Linked DNA regions of Mus musculus: region 2 is linked to region 1. Evidence: chromatin contacts called from ENCODE Hi-C data. All regions are on one chromosome and are shown on one strand. Each heading gives the region's core, a stretch centred on a gene start or an enhancer-like site at or near the end of the contact. The rest is flanking DNA. Distances are from core to core; before and after follow the strand shown. Region 1 has its middle 36 kb from the start of 9130204K15Rik. Region 2 holds the start of Psme3 (proteaseome (prosome, macropain) activator subunit 3 (PA28 gamma, Ki)).

Region 1 (6,709 bases), core at 1,588-4,087:
GCCTTGGATGGGGAACTGAATTCACTATCTAGCCCAAAAGTACAAATTGTACTAGGCAAAGTAAGGCTCTAGCAACATAGAGTTCTGAGTCTAGGAGGTCCTGGGCCAGTCTGCCTCTCTCCTAGAACCCAGCACCCCTCTTCCCATAACATAGGAGTCTGACTACTTAACTACAAAAAGCAATCATGAACATGATCGAGGGTTTCAGTGCACGCATGTAAGCTGCCCAATGATACACAGATGTGCTCAGCTGGTACCTACTCCTCCAAGTTGGTACCAGGGATCCAGATGTGGTCAGTGTTTCTTAAGTAGCATCCTTAGTAGGTCACATCTACCGCCAACGTCCCGAGACAACTACTGCATCAGTTCCTTTCCTTGCTGCTGAGGAGGAGTGCCTGGCAGAAGCAACTTAAGGGAGAAGGGTTGACCTCAGCTCATGGGTGAGGAACGCCATCCACAGGCAGGAAGAGGCATTCAAGAGAGGCTGTCTGTGGCAGTGAGAGCCTGCAATTGCCTCCTCACGGCTATGAGGATCAAGAAGCAGGGAGGTTGAGGCCAGAATCAAGAAAAAAAAAATGTCACCTTCAAGACCCACCCTGGCAACCTACTTTTGCCACAACTACATCACTAGCAAGAACAAAGTGTTCAAACTCATGGCCTGGAGGCAGGGGTGGGGGCGGGAGGTGTATTTCACATTTAAACTATAACCACCTCGTGCTGGCTGCATTGCAGAGGAGGGAGAAAGGCCATGCAAGCCACATCCACCCCTATTTACCTAGGGGTGCTGAGGATCAAACCGACTGCCTTGCCCACACTAGGTGAGTGTTCTACCACTGAGTTACACCCCAAGCCTTACAGCCCCTCTTAAAAGCCTCTGCCCATTCTAATGACTTCTGATGGCACTCTAACTTGCTAGAACCGTGCCCGCTGGTTCTGGTGGCTGCAGGGGGTTACCTGCCTACTTCTGCAGTAGAGCGGTACCTCCTCACCATGAGAATAAGTTGGCTGAGAAATTACATTAAAGTATACTTGGAGCCCAGATTTGGAGTTTCCAGCCAGCTCTAGTATTCTTACCATCCTACATTGCAGGAGGAAGAAACAGGCTGTGAGTGGCTTCTGGGGAGACCATCTACTGAATCCAAACTATTCCCATGTTTGTGGCTGCTTCAGGAGCACTGAATTACCCAGAATCCCACACTGTGGACACAGCTAACACAAAATAACACCAATCCAGAATCCTCCACCGCAGCTACACACAGGAGCAAGACCAACTGATGTTGGTCCCTCTGACTCCTGGACAGGAGGGACATAGAGCTGTGATGGGCAGGGCCTGCTACTCCTGACAGGAGGGTGGTCAATGGTGGATACTAGAGAGATGCTTAGTTTCTTAGGGGCAACTGACCCTGGACAAAGGGTATGCAAGGTGAATCTCAACCTCACCCGAGGCTCATCCTGCTCGTCCCACAGCCCCGCACACAGCCAGGCTGCAACAGCCAGAGCTTTTCTGATGCCAGAATCAGGGGCTCCTTCCACTGTCCCAGAATGCCTCCAGCTGTCTTCTCAGCCAATAATTCTGCCCTGGGGCCCGGTTCCAAGAAGCCAACTTTCCAGACTTTCAGTGATTCCACAGCAGCTGCTGACCAGTGATCTGTCAGGAGAGTAGGCAGTGGGGGCTCAGGACAGCTCGGAGAACCCTCAGATAGGGCTGTGTGGCATAACTAAAAAGCAACCCAAGGGAAGCTGTAGGCCTGGGGACAACACTACTCTTACACTTGTCCTAAGACTGACCCCAAGAAGTTCTGACCAGCACCCATCTGGGAAGTGGAGCCAGCGAATGTATTCTGTCTTACCCCACCCCTGTGTGTCCAAAGCACTGGCTCAGCGGTGGCTAATATTGGACAGGATCTATAACCACCTAGAACAAACCTTCGGGCATGTCTGTGAGGCAGTTTTGAGACTGGGTTGAGGTGGGAAGGCCCTACCCTCATTCCCAGAGCCATCCCACAGGCTAGGAGCCCCGGACTGAAGGAAAAAGAGCAAGCTGAACATTTCTCCCTCTCCTTGACCCCTCTCTGCTTCCTGGCTGCAGATGCTGCAGATGCTGAAGATGCCAGTGTGAACAGCTACCGCAGGCTCCTGAGGCCAGTCCTTCTCTGCCATGGCGGGCTATACCCTCTGAAGATGAGCCAAAAAGGAAAGCCTTCCTAAGTTGCTCTTACCAGATTTTTTTTTTCCGAGACAGGGTTTCTCTGTATAGCCCTGGCTGTCCTGGAACTCACTTTGTAGACCAGGCTGGCCTCGAACTCAGAAATCCACCTGCCTCTGCCTCCCAACTGCTGGGATCAAAGGCGTGCGTCACCACCGCCCGGCTCAGGTTCTTACCTTACGTCTCTGATTGGATGTTTAGATGTCAATCAGAGCCCCTACCCCCAAGACACAGAAAGTTTTGTCAGGAGATCCAGCCTGCTTCTGCTGCAGCTAACTGGTTAGAGACTGGCACATCTCCCAAGTCAGTGAATCCCTGGTCTCTGGCCAGAAGCATCGCCCCACCCCCACCTCCACTCCCACCGCACACACACTCGGGGAGATGCCCACAGGAGCCAATCTGATTCTGTCCCTGAAAATTGGAACTAATACTTCCACAAAGACTAGGTGAAAAGCAAAGAAAAACCTGTTATGCCAGGGCACACTCAGCCACAGATGAGCACTGAGCAAAAAGAAGCTTTGATACAAACAGAGAGGCATAGCATGCAACAGTGGGAGCTGGTACTGTTAGAATCAAGCACATTTACTAAACCCAGAAGGCTGGGCCCCATGCCTGGAAAGTACAGTTTAGAAGAGTGGCCAAGATCTGGCTTAAGCTCCCACGCCAAGAGTCAGCTGCGGTGACTCAGTGGCCAGGCCTTGTCCCCAGTGAAGAGAGAAGAAAGAAGATGGTGACAGGAAAGACACAGCAGAGATGCCAAGATGACCACTGGCCTCGCTGAGAAACTCTGAGAGCCATCTCAGTTATCAAGTCCCCTTAGGTCCTCCTGCCTCTGAGCCTGCATTTGATCCTGGCCTCATTAGGGAAGTCTCCAGAGCCTCCCAGGAAGTGCTCTGCTCCAGCCTGCTAGGAGCTCATAGGCCTCCTGACTCTATATCCTGCAGTTCCTCCTCTGCTCCACACTCTGGCCAGAAAGTGTCTCCTGGCTGTACCCAAGGGCTGCTCTGGAGCCAGGCCCCATTCCTCACAAATGGTAGGTGTGGGAATACAATCTTAAAAGCCTCTCTTCCCTTCACAGAGCCACGGAATGAAGCAACGCTGATTTCATGGGAGCCAGGCAGACTGTTATCGGATCCCAGCTCCCAGATCCTGCTGGCCACACTGGCTCATCCTCCTGGAAACATTAGTGTCCCCTCAGAACCGCCAACCAGGGGCATGGCCCCACAAACTTGTCACAAGGCTCACAGTCTCGATGTGTACTGCCTTGCTCCCCTAGGCCCATTTAAAAACTGCTTTTCTCCCTTTATTTTTATTTTTTTAAACTATTTTGAAATTTTTCTCTTCTCTGTTCAGTCTTGTGGTGGGGGGAGTTTGTGATGTGCACCATAGTGTCCCCCCCCCAACACACACACACACCGAGGTTGACATGCAGCAGAGACCTCAAAAGCTTTGAGAGGTTCTTTTTCTGTGACTTTGGGTTTATAGAACTCTGTTTCTCTTTCCCTCTCTCCCTGTCCCCCCCCCCTCTCAGCACACATGGACTACAGTGTATATGTGCATATATAGGCATCCATGTGCTACAGTGTGTGTATGTATAGGCACATAGGTGATAAAGTGTGTAGGCACACATGTGCTACAGTGTGTGTATGTGTATGTGTTTGTATTTATAGGCACTTATGTGCTACAATGTGCATTGGACACACATGTGCTATAGTGTGTGAGTGTGTGTGCACGTGTATGTGTGTATGTGTGCAGGTACACATGTGCTATAGTATGTGAGTATGTATCTGTGTGATCATATGTATAGTCACTTATGTGCTACAGTGTGGGTAGGGCACCCATGTGCTAGTACACGTGTGTATGTGTACAGGTACACATGTGCTACAGTGTGTATGGGGGCACACATAATTGTTGTGTGTGTATGCTCGCACACATGTGGGTGAGAAGTCTTGAGAGACTCATTTTGTTCCTGCCACCGTGTGGGTTCCAGGCCTCGAACTCAGATTGCCAAGCTCAGCAGCAATCACCGTTACTTGCTAAGCCATACTGCTGGGCCAAAGCTTGCATTTTAATGATATGCTTGGTGGTAGTAAGAAATCTAGCAGGCTGGTTCTCTATATGCTCCTGGTAAGTGTAGTATTTGCTATATTTTCTTGAAAGTAATTGAGTACTATGAACCAAAAGCTTGATAATGTTCATAGCCTTTGCTTCATTGCTGCAAATCTGCCCCCCCCCCGCCCCCCAGTAAAAGAACTCTGAGAAAAGCTAAGTACAAGATGGTCCTACGAGTATCTAAGAACAAGAGGAAAGTGCAAACAGCCTAAACATCCCACACTGGGCAATAATGAAGCCCAGCCCAGCCCAGTCAAAGCATTGTGTAGCATCTGCCCACTTAAAGGCCAATGGGTTTTTAGTTTTTATTAACATGGGAAAGATCAAACTCGAGAGTTACAATGGGGTGGTGATTTAGCTACTCTGGGGATTGTGGGGAAAGGATGAGGCACTTACGAAAGTAATGTGGTGGAGGCATTGAGGTAACCAAGGAAACAGGGGGCTATGGCCCCTGTGGTTTCTGCTCAGAGTTCAAGTAGAGGTAGGCCTCTCCCAGCACTGTGGCCTCCTCCAGGCAAACTCTGTCTCTCACATACATTCATGACCCTTGGAGGCTGGAACTGGCTCACTTGTTTTTAAAAATCCAGAGACTAACTGCCTTCTCTTCCCCTCCCCCTCCCCCTTCCCCTCCCCCTCCCCCTGTCCCTCTCCCTCTCTCTCCATGATTACTGCTGTAACTTAAAGGTTCTACAATTAAGGGGTATGCAACCCTATAGGTGAAACAACAATACGAACTAACCATTATCCCCAGAGCTCATGTCTCTAGCTGCATATGTAGCAGAAGATGGCCTAGTCGGCCATCACTGGGAAGAGAGGTCCCTTGGTATTGCAAACTTTATATGCCTCAGTACAGGGGATGCCAGGGCCAAGAAGCGGGAGTGGGTGGGTAGGGGAGCAGGCGGGGGGGGGGGGGTATAGGGAACTTTCGGGATAGCATTTGAAATGTATATAAAGAAAATATCTAATAAAAGAAAGAAAGAAAGAGAGAGAGGAAGAAAAGAAAAGAAAAAGAAAAATAGCAGCAAATTTTTAAAAAAAAAGGTTCTACAATTAATATTTGTGTAGGGGAAAATGTCATCTGTCCCCTAGAACTACTTCCCAGAGTCAAGGGTCAACAGAAGCAGCTCTTGCAAGCACAAAATGGCTGCCGTGCTTGTTGACAATGAGAGCACAAGATCTGTGAGCTATAATTTGGATCAAGGTTTCCTCAGATTCCAGTGCCCTCAGGTATCTGGAGAAAATATAGCTGCATCATCCTAGATCTCAAACCATTTCCATATCTCCCCCACCCATCCACCCACTCAGGGAGCTGGGAAGAGCTTGGTAAAGTGGTCATCTTACAAGTATGGAGACCTGAGTTCAATCCCAGCTCCCACATAAAAAGCCAGTCATAGTACATAGTGTGTACTTGTAATATCTGTGCTAGATCTAAGGCAGAGATTGGAGGGTCCGTGGGGCTCCCTAGTCAGCCAGACTAGCCTAACTGGTGAGTTCTGGGACAGCGAGAGACCTTGTGCAAACCTTTAATCCCAGCACTTGGGAGGCAGAGGCAGATCTCAGTGAGTCCAAGGCCAGCCTGGTCTATCTAGTGGGTTCTGGGTCAAATGAGGTTACATAGAGAGACTGTGTCTTTAAAAAAAAAAAAAACAAAGACAAACAAAAAAACAAAAACAAGATGACTTGGTAGTTAAGAGGATGCTCTTCCTGCTCTTCCAGAAGACCCAGGTTCAATTCACAGCACCTACATGGCAACTCAAAATTGTCTAACTCCACTTCCGGGGGATCCAACTCCCTTTTCTGAGGTCACTAGGCCCATATATGGCACACAGATGTATACAGAGCCAAACTATCATACACACAAATAATAATAAAACCATTTAAAACAAACAAGGTAGACATACATATTCTAAGGAGCACCTGAGCCGATTCTCTGTCTGTCTCTGTCTGTCTCTCTCTCTATCTCACATGAATGCGTGTGCACACGCACACACACACACACACACACCCCACACATGCTCAAAGAGTCTCAGTAGCAGTTTTTAAAGAAAAGATAACATCAACAGCACCACAGGTCGGTGTCCCCTAGATGTGGCATGGCCCTGGTGCTTGAGCAAAGATTCTGTCCGCACTGTTCCTAAGGCAAGGAAGGCTAGATGGATTTCAGATCCGCAAGTTGTTTTCAACTTTGCTGTAGAGTCCTCAACTCTCATCTCAGGAAATCTCACCAGTACACCAAGCATAGCCTCAGTCCTTGCCAGCTTCCCTGAGGGGTTACCTGGGCCTGCCTAGGAATGAAGATGTAAACAACAGAAAGATGGGCTGATGGGATTCTCGAAAGATGCAGAGCAAATGGACAGGGAATATCTGTGAAAAAGTCTCAAGCTCCCTAGA
Region 2 (6,709 bases), core at 2,319-4,818, about 21 Mb after region 1:
CTACAAAGTGAGTTCCAGGAAAGCCAGGGCTACACAGAGAAACCCTGTCTCGAAAAAAAAAAAAAAAAAAGTAGGGCTGTCTGTAACTCTGGAATCTGACACCCTTAAGTAGACATACACGTAGGCAAAACACCCATGTACTTAAATAAAATCAATTATTTTATTTTTATTTTTAAGTTTTCTTTAAAAATTAAAAATATAGTACAATTTTGCATTTCGTGTGGTCTACCAGTTTTCTCTGAAACACAAACATTAACTCCATTAAATGTGGTCATTCACTCCTTCAAAAATTATAATCATCAAATGAGTGGTTGGTTTCTCTCCCTTGCCGCGAAATACTCTAGGGCCAGAGCTCTGGTTCCGATCTTGGCATACTTCAGAGTTATTAGGAAAAATTCCATTTAATTCATTTAAAACAATTATATTTTGGACAGTAATTGTTAGAGGGAAAGAGGCAAAGAGAACCACACCAGGTATTGTTAAAGCCCAGATATTTGCAGCTATGCGTGGTAGTACATATGTGTAAGGCCAACCCTGAGGAGGTGGAGGGCAAGAGGATGGGGAGTTCAAGACTAGCTTAGTCTACATAGTGAGTTGGAGGTCAACCTGTCACTACACACAAGCCCTGACTGGTGGTAGTGGTGGTGGGGAGCAAGAAATAAAAAGAAAGAGGAGAAGATGCTGAAGCATTTCCTCAAGAACTGGAAGAGGACGGACTCCAAGGCACAAAAGGAAGGATGGGCTTCCTCAGGAAGAGAGATGTTTCCTCTAGTGAGAGAAGATGAGGCAAGACAGGAAGTATTGGTAGGTTGGCAATTCCGTGCTAAGGTGCTACCTTGGTTCCCTTCTACTGCTGACATCAAAGCCATGAGTGAAAGCAATTAGGGGAGAAAAGGGTCTATTTCATCTTTCAGTCTAACAGGAAGGAAAGTTAGAGCAGGAACTCAAGGCAGGAACCTGAAGGCGGAAACTAAAGAGAAAAACAGGAGAATGGTTCTGGGTTTCTCTTCTTGGCGTGCTCAGTTTGCTTTCTTATAAACCCTAGAACCACTTTTTGCTGGATCTTTTCATATCAATCATCAATCAAGAAAGTGCCCCATGGGGGCTGGAGAGAGGGCTCAGTGGTTAAGAGCATTGACTGCTCTTCCGGAGGTCCTGAGTTCAAATCCCAGCAACCACACGATGGCTCACAACCATCTGTAATGGGATCTGATGTCCTCTTCTGGTGTGTCTGAAGAGAGCAATGGTGTGCTCATATACATAAAATAAATACATAAATCCTAAAAAAAAAAAAGCATGGCAGTTATTCCACATATGAGGAAAACTTGTCAAGAGCACAGAGAAAGAGCTCAAGAGTTATCGTACATTTGATTGACATTTATGGACATGAATTTAAAGTAAGGCCAGCCATTCTGGAGCACACAAAAACAAGAGGCATTTACAATTGTTTTCTCAGTAAGTTGATGGATCACTGCCTACAACTTTCAGGAAAAGTATGTCTGCCTTCTTACAGTGTATCTGAAGACAAAGCAAGTTTTTGAGCATGAAGCCATTATTTCAATAAGCACAAACACTAGTTTTGAAGTTAGAATTCTGAAAGACGCACATAATAGTGGCCCAGTTACAGTAGAAGGAAGTTAATCTGAGAGCGAATTCTGATGTTAAGCATCCCGTAAGATGGAAAGTTACTACTGTTAACAGGATGTAGTGTGAAAGGTGAACTGGTAGAAGTGAGTGGACAAGGGGTGTGTGTGTGTGTGTGGTATTTCCACTTGAGTAAGTGGGAAGGACTATCTTAGACTCCTGTTACTGCCTGCCTGCCTGCCTGCTATTGTCTGCCTGCCATTTCTTTGCATTATGGTCACTTTATTTTCTGGCATTTTTTCCCCCAATATGAAGCACCAGTGACAAACAGAAACTTTAAACAGATTGTTTATTGTCTATATCTCAGAGCTGTTGCATTCCATATAGGAGTTGCTGGCTATACATGGCTATTGAGTACTACAGTGTATCACACTTCCTGTTGTTGGTTGTTGTTTTTTCTTCCTTTTTAAAAGATGTATTTATTTATTTATTGTGTATACAGTGTTGTGCCTGTGTACATGCCTGCACACCAGAAGAGGGCACCAGATTTCATTATAGGTGGTTATGGGCCACCATGTGGTTGCTGAGAATTGAACTTAGGACTTCTGAAAGAGTGGCCAGTGCTCTTAACCTCTGAGCCATCTCTCCAGCCTGTTTGGTTGTTTTGTTACTTTTTAGATATGGCCTTACTCCGAAGCTCAGGCATTTAAAGTCATTATTTACTATGGCTGCTTGCTTACTTTCTAATGTGTGCGCAGAGGTAATAGGACCACTTGCAGGGGTTCTTTCTCATACTGTATGTGTCTAAGGATTGAATTTACATAGCTAGGCTTACAGGCGAGTACCTTAATTCCCACTATGTCATCCATCTTTTAGGTCCTTGTAGCTCAAGTTTCCTGAATATTTTCCATTTAGTTGGTTGACCCGGTGATTTGGAAATCCAGATACAAAAGGCTGACTGCATTGTAATATAAATGTTATTGAAAGTGGCTAAGCCGGGCAGTGGTGGCACACGCCTTTAATCCCAGCACTCGGGAGACAGAGGCAGGCAGATTTCTGAGTTTGAGGCCAGGCCTGGTCTACAACGTCAGTTTCAGGACAGCCAGAGCTACACATAGAAACCCTGTCTCGAACCCCCCTCCCCCCGCCAAAAAAAAAAAAAAAGAAAAAAAAGAAAAAGAAAAAGAAAAGAAAAGAAAGAAAAAAAGAAAAGAAAAAGGAAGTGGCTAAAGTTATTTAATTTTTAAAAAATGTGTCTGCTAGAAGACTTTACCCTATATACATGATGCGCACATTTCTAGTCTCTCCAGAATACTTTTCTGGGGTCTAGCACATACCCCTACTCCATTTGATTGCATGGAATAACACAAACTAAAAGATACACTGCCTAATTGTTGAAAGAGGAGATGCTGTCTCAGACTTGCGTTAGGAAAATGGTAACCTTTTTCCTCTAGAACTGGGAGGATTTGATTCTAGTCAAGTCATTGGAAGCAACGTGTTGTGTCTTAGATAAGCCACGAGGCTGTTTTGGGCGTGAATTTGTCCTTCAGGTATTTGGTATCTGAGGTCTGCACGTTTATGATAACTTTCCCCGGAAAGCCCGGTGCAATGGAACGCGTCTTCGGTTTGACACTAGCCCGAGGGACGGGAGGCGGGAGTCAGCAGTCACAGCCCGGAACCTTAAACTAGGGACCCGGGCCGCGGGCTTCTCCGGCTCACGTCACTAGGGCGCGACGCCTACTCTTCCAGAAGCCCCGGCACATGAGGTCCCACGGTGAAGTCGAGTTCCGGGACAATAAGACACATCACTCTTGAGTCCCCAGGAGGTTTGGATCTCAGCATCCCTGTCCTAGGTTGACCACCACAGGGCACAAGGCCCGGAAGCTCCGACAGCCCCTCCAGGAACCTGTAGAACTGAGTATCAGAGCGGCTGCGCAGGGCACGTGCTCATCCTCCCCGGAGTGCCGGCGATTGGCTGTGACGCAACTTCCGGCGTGAGCGGCGAAAGCCGGGAGGGCGAGCGAGAGAGCAAGCAGCCAGCAGGCGGGCGGGCGGGTGGCCGGCCGGCACGGAGGGAGGGGACGAGCAAGCGGTGAGCAAGCCAGCGAGGGTGCCCGGGTCCCGAGGGCAACGGAGATTCCTCAGGCCCCTCCGGTGCCCTCCCCGGAGCCCAGAGCACCTCCGGCACCCAGCGGAGCGGACACGGCCCGGCCTGGCCATGGCCTCGTTGCTGAAGGTGGATCAGGAAGTGAAGCTCAAGGTAGCGGCATAGCTCCGGCCCCCTCATCCCTCCCTTCGAACCCCCAGCAGTCGGATCTGCTCCCCACTCCCTATGTCGTCTTTGTCTCCCTGGGGACACCAGCTCTGAGCTTCCGCCTGGCTCAACCCAGCCCCCCACGCCTGGAGACGGCATTGGAGAGGACCGTATAGGGTGGCTTTCTGTCCTGCTTCTGGTGATGGAGTGCACCAGGGACTCCTCCGCGGACACGTGTTAAACTCAATGCTTTAGGCTAATGACAGGTGGAAGTCCCCTGGCCCAGCCACGTCCCCGCCCCCGGACGCTGCCACTGACCCTGCCCTTGGAGGCTGGCTTACTGCGTAGGATGGGGCCAGGTCTGGGTGGGAGTTGGCACGTTTGTGAGCTCACTTCTTCCAGTCTGGCTTTTGTCTGCTTATGAAATTGAGAGGGTTTTAGACAACTGGAGGGAGGGACAAAGGGAGGTGAGGGGTGGGTAGGAAGGGAGAGAAGGGGAGACAGGTGCTGGCCTGTAACCCGAACATCCTCTCCCGAGATGGAGAAATGGATCTTGAAAAAGATGAAGTATTTGCAGTCTGGGGGCCTCTCACCTTCTAATTATAATTTCAAGGTGAGGGCGAGACAGCTGGATTTGGGGTTCCCCATCCATGCCCTTGTATCACTAGGTGTTAAGTTGCTCTCTCTGTTCATTGTAGGTTGATTCTTTCAGAGAGCGGATCACAAGTGAGGTGAGTGTTGTAAAGGAGAAAAGTGGTGATGGTTAATAGCTGGGGGTGTCCCCAAAAGATCTGTAGTGAGGGACTGTCCCACGTTTATTAATTCAGGTGTATTCTCTCTGTCTAGGCAGAAGACTTGGTGGCAAATTTTTTCCCAAAGAAGTTACTAGAACTTGATAGTTTTTTGAAGGTGAGAGACACTTTTGTTTCTTTAAATTACTTCTTTGGTCCCTGTCTTTGTGACAGGCGGGGCAGATTGTGTGTTGATTCTGTTCTCTTGTGTACTGTAAAGCATTCTTTTTTTTCTTCGATTTCACAAGAAATACTCCTCTCTCTCTCTCTCTCTTTCTCTCTCTCCTTGTTTTTGATTTTGTTTTAAACTTACACTAATACTGTTTTGGGGTGAATGCCTCTCTTTCAGGAACCAATTCTAAATATCCATGACCTAACTCAGATCCACTCAGACATGAACCTCCCAGTCCCTGACCCCATTCTCCTCACCAATAGCCACGATGGACTGGATGGTGTGAGTGTCTTGCATTTATGTTTGTGTTCTTAGTATTTTATGTTTTGGTAAGCTTGGGGATGTCCGGAGTATGTGGGATTTGCCTGTGGGGTCTGGGGTTCTGTTGTAGGTGTGGTGATTGTAGGATGCTACTTTTTGGACCATTAGTTTCAGTTTTGGCAAGGTAAGTTATGTTAGTGCTGCTCTCAATGTTAGCCCAGGTTTTCATTAGTTCTAAACTAGCCACAGGCTTCCTTCAGCTACCTGGCTTTCCGCCTGCTTGGGAATAAGCCTTTTCTGTTCAGTGTGCTGTGCTCACAGATGGGAGGAACAGCTGGTTTTGCTGCACAGCTGCAGTCTCTGTCTTTACTTGCTCTTTGCTTTGTTTTTGAGACAGCATCTGACTATGTAGCCCTGGCTAGCTTGGAACTCCTTATGCAGGCTAGGTAGACCAGGTTGGCTTCAGACTCATTAAGATCTGCCTGCCCTGCCATCTAAATGCTAGGCTATTGCCAGCTGGCACTGATAGTGTATTAGTTGCATGTCTGTATTGTGTTAGAACGCCGCCTATGCTATAGTTTGATCTAGATTCCTGTGGCTTGGTATTTTGTTGCTGTTGCTTGGTTTTTTTTTGTTTTGTTTTGTTTTTTCTGTCCTAGAAGTTGAGCCTAGGGTCTTGTGCATGCTATATAAATGCTGTACCGGGCTGTTGAGATGGCTCAACGGGTAAAAGCACCGACTGTTCTTCTGAAAGTCATGAGTTCAAATCCCAGCAACCATATGGTGGCTCACAACCACCCGTAACAAGATCTGACGCCCTCCTCTGGTGTGTCTGAAGACAGCCACAGTGTATTTACATATAATTTTTACATATAAGATTTATTTACATATAATAAATAAATCTTAAAAAAAAACTATAAATGCTGTACCACTGATTTATATTCCTAGCTTTCAGGACTTTCTTAATTATAACTAATTAAGCCGAGTACGGTGGCTGAGCATTCAGCTTGCCTGGAGAAGGAGAATTGTGTGTTCATGACCAGCCTGGGATACATAGGAAGTTGAAGGCTAGCTGGGACACATACTGGGATACTTTCTTTAAAAATCAAGATAAACCTGCAGTTAGGAGACGCCTCAGTAGTCTGAATCCTTAGCTCCTAACATTACTTCTACCATATAGAAGGTAATGGGCTGAGATTGCTGAATCAGGAATTTCTTCATATTAGAGCCAAAGGATCCATGCATACTCCCTCAGTTATCCCCTACCTGCCTTGATTGCTTTCTTCTTATTTTTGAAGTGGAACTTTCCCCAATTCCCCATTACTTGAAAAAGTATTTATTTAGTGTGTGGGTAGGGAGTGCTTTCCTTCTGCTGCATTGGACCCAGGGATCAAACTTGGGTCGTCAGGCTTGGCAGCAGTGCCTCTACCTGCTGAGCCAACCCACTGGCCATTTCAGTGGCTTTTAAAATGTGTTCTTTTAGTTGTAACTTTGGCCTTCCCAACTAGAATACAAGTTTCTTTTTGACAAGAACCTCTTTTAAAAGCTGTCTGTGTGTGTGTGTGTGTGTGTGTGCGCACAGAAATTCATATGATAGTCTATGGGGTCCAGGAAGGAATTGAAATTGTTTGTATAGTATCTTGTAAT

The links. A loop is a pair of places that touch in the nucleus more often than their neighbours do.
Region 2: a loop to region 1 is called in a map of regulatory T cell, with 13 times the contacts of the local background. The contact joins the promoter of Psme3 here to the enhancer-like site in region 1. A Hi-C loop is called at or near these places in 2 of 37 maps with a recorded cell type or tissue (T-helper 17 cell and regulatory T cell).

The regions. Positions count from the first base shown.
Region 1 is chr11:79,829,269-79,835,977 of GRCm38, forward strand. No RefSeq gene overlaps it. Among named protein-coding and RNA genes, the nearest start is that of 9130204K15Rik, 36 kb to the left of the region's middle. Within about 2 kb of position 2,838, at least 2 of the 3 ENCODE cell types and tissues checked have a DNase peak (open chromatin) inside an H3K27ac peak, as active enhancers do.
Region 2 is chr11:101,312,645-101,319,353 of GRCm38, forward strand. It overlaps Psme3 (proteaseome (prosome, macropain) activator subunit 3 (PA28 gamma, Ki)), which reads left to right and starts at 3,569. Exons shown (of 11, transcript NM_011192.4): 1 at 3,569-3,844; 2 at 4,537-4,569; 3 at 4,685-4,747; 4 at 4,979-5,083. The coding sequence starts at 3,803.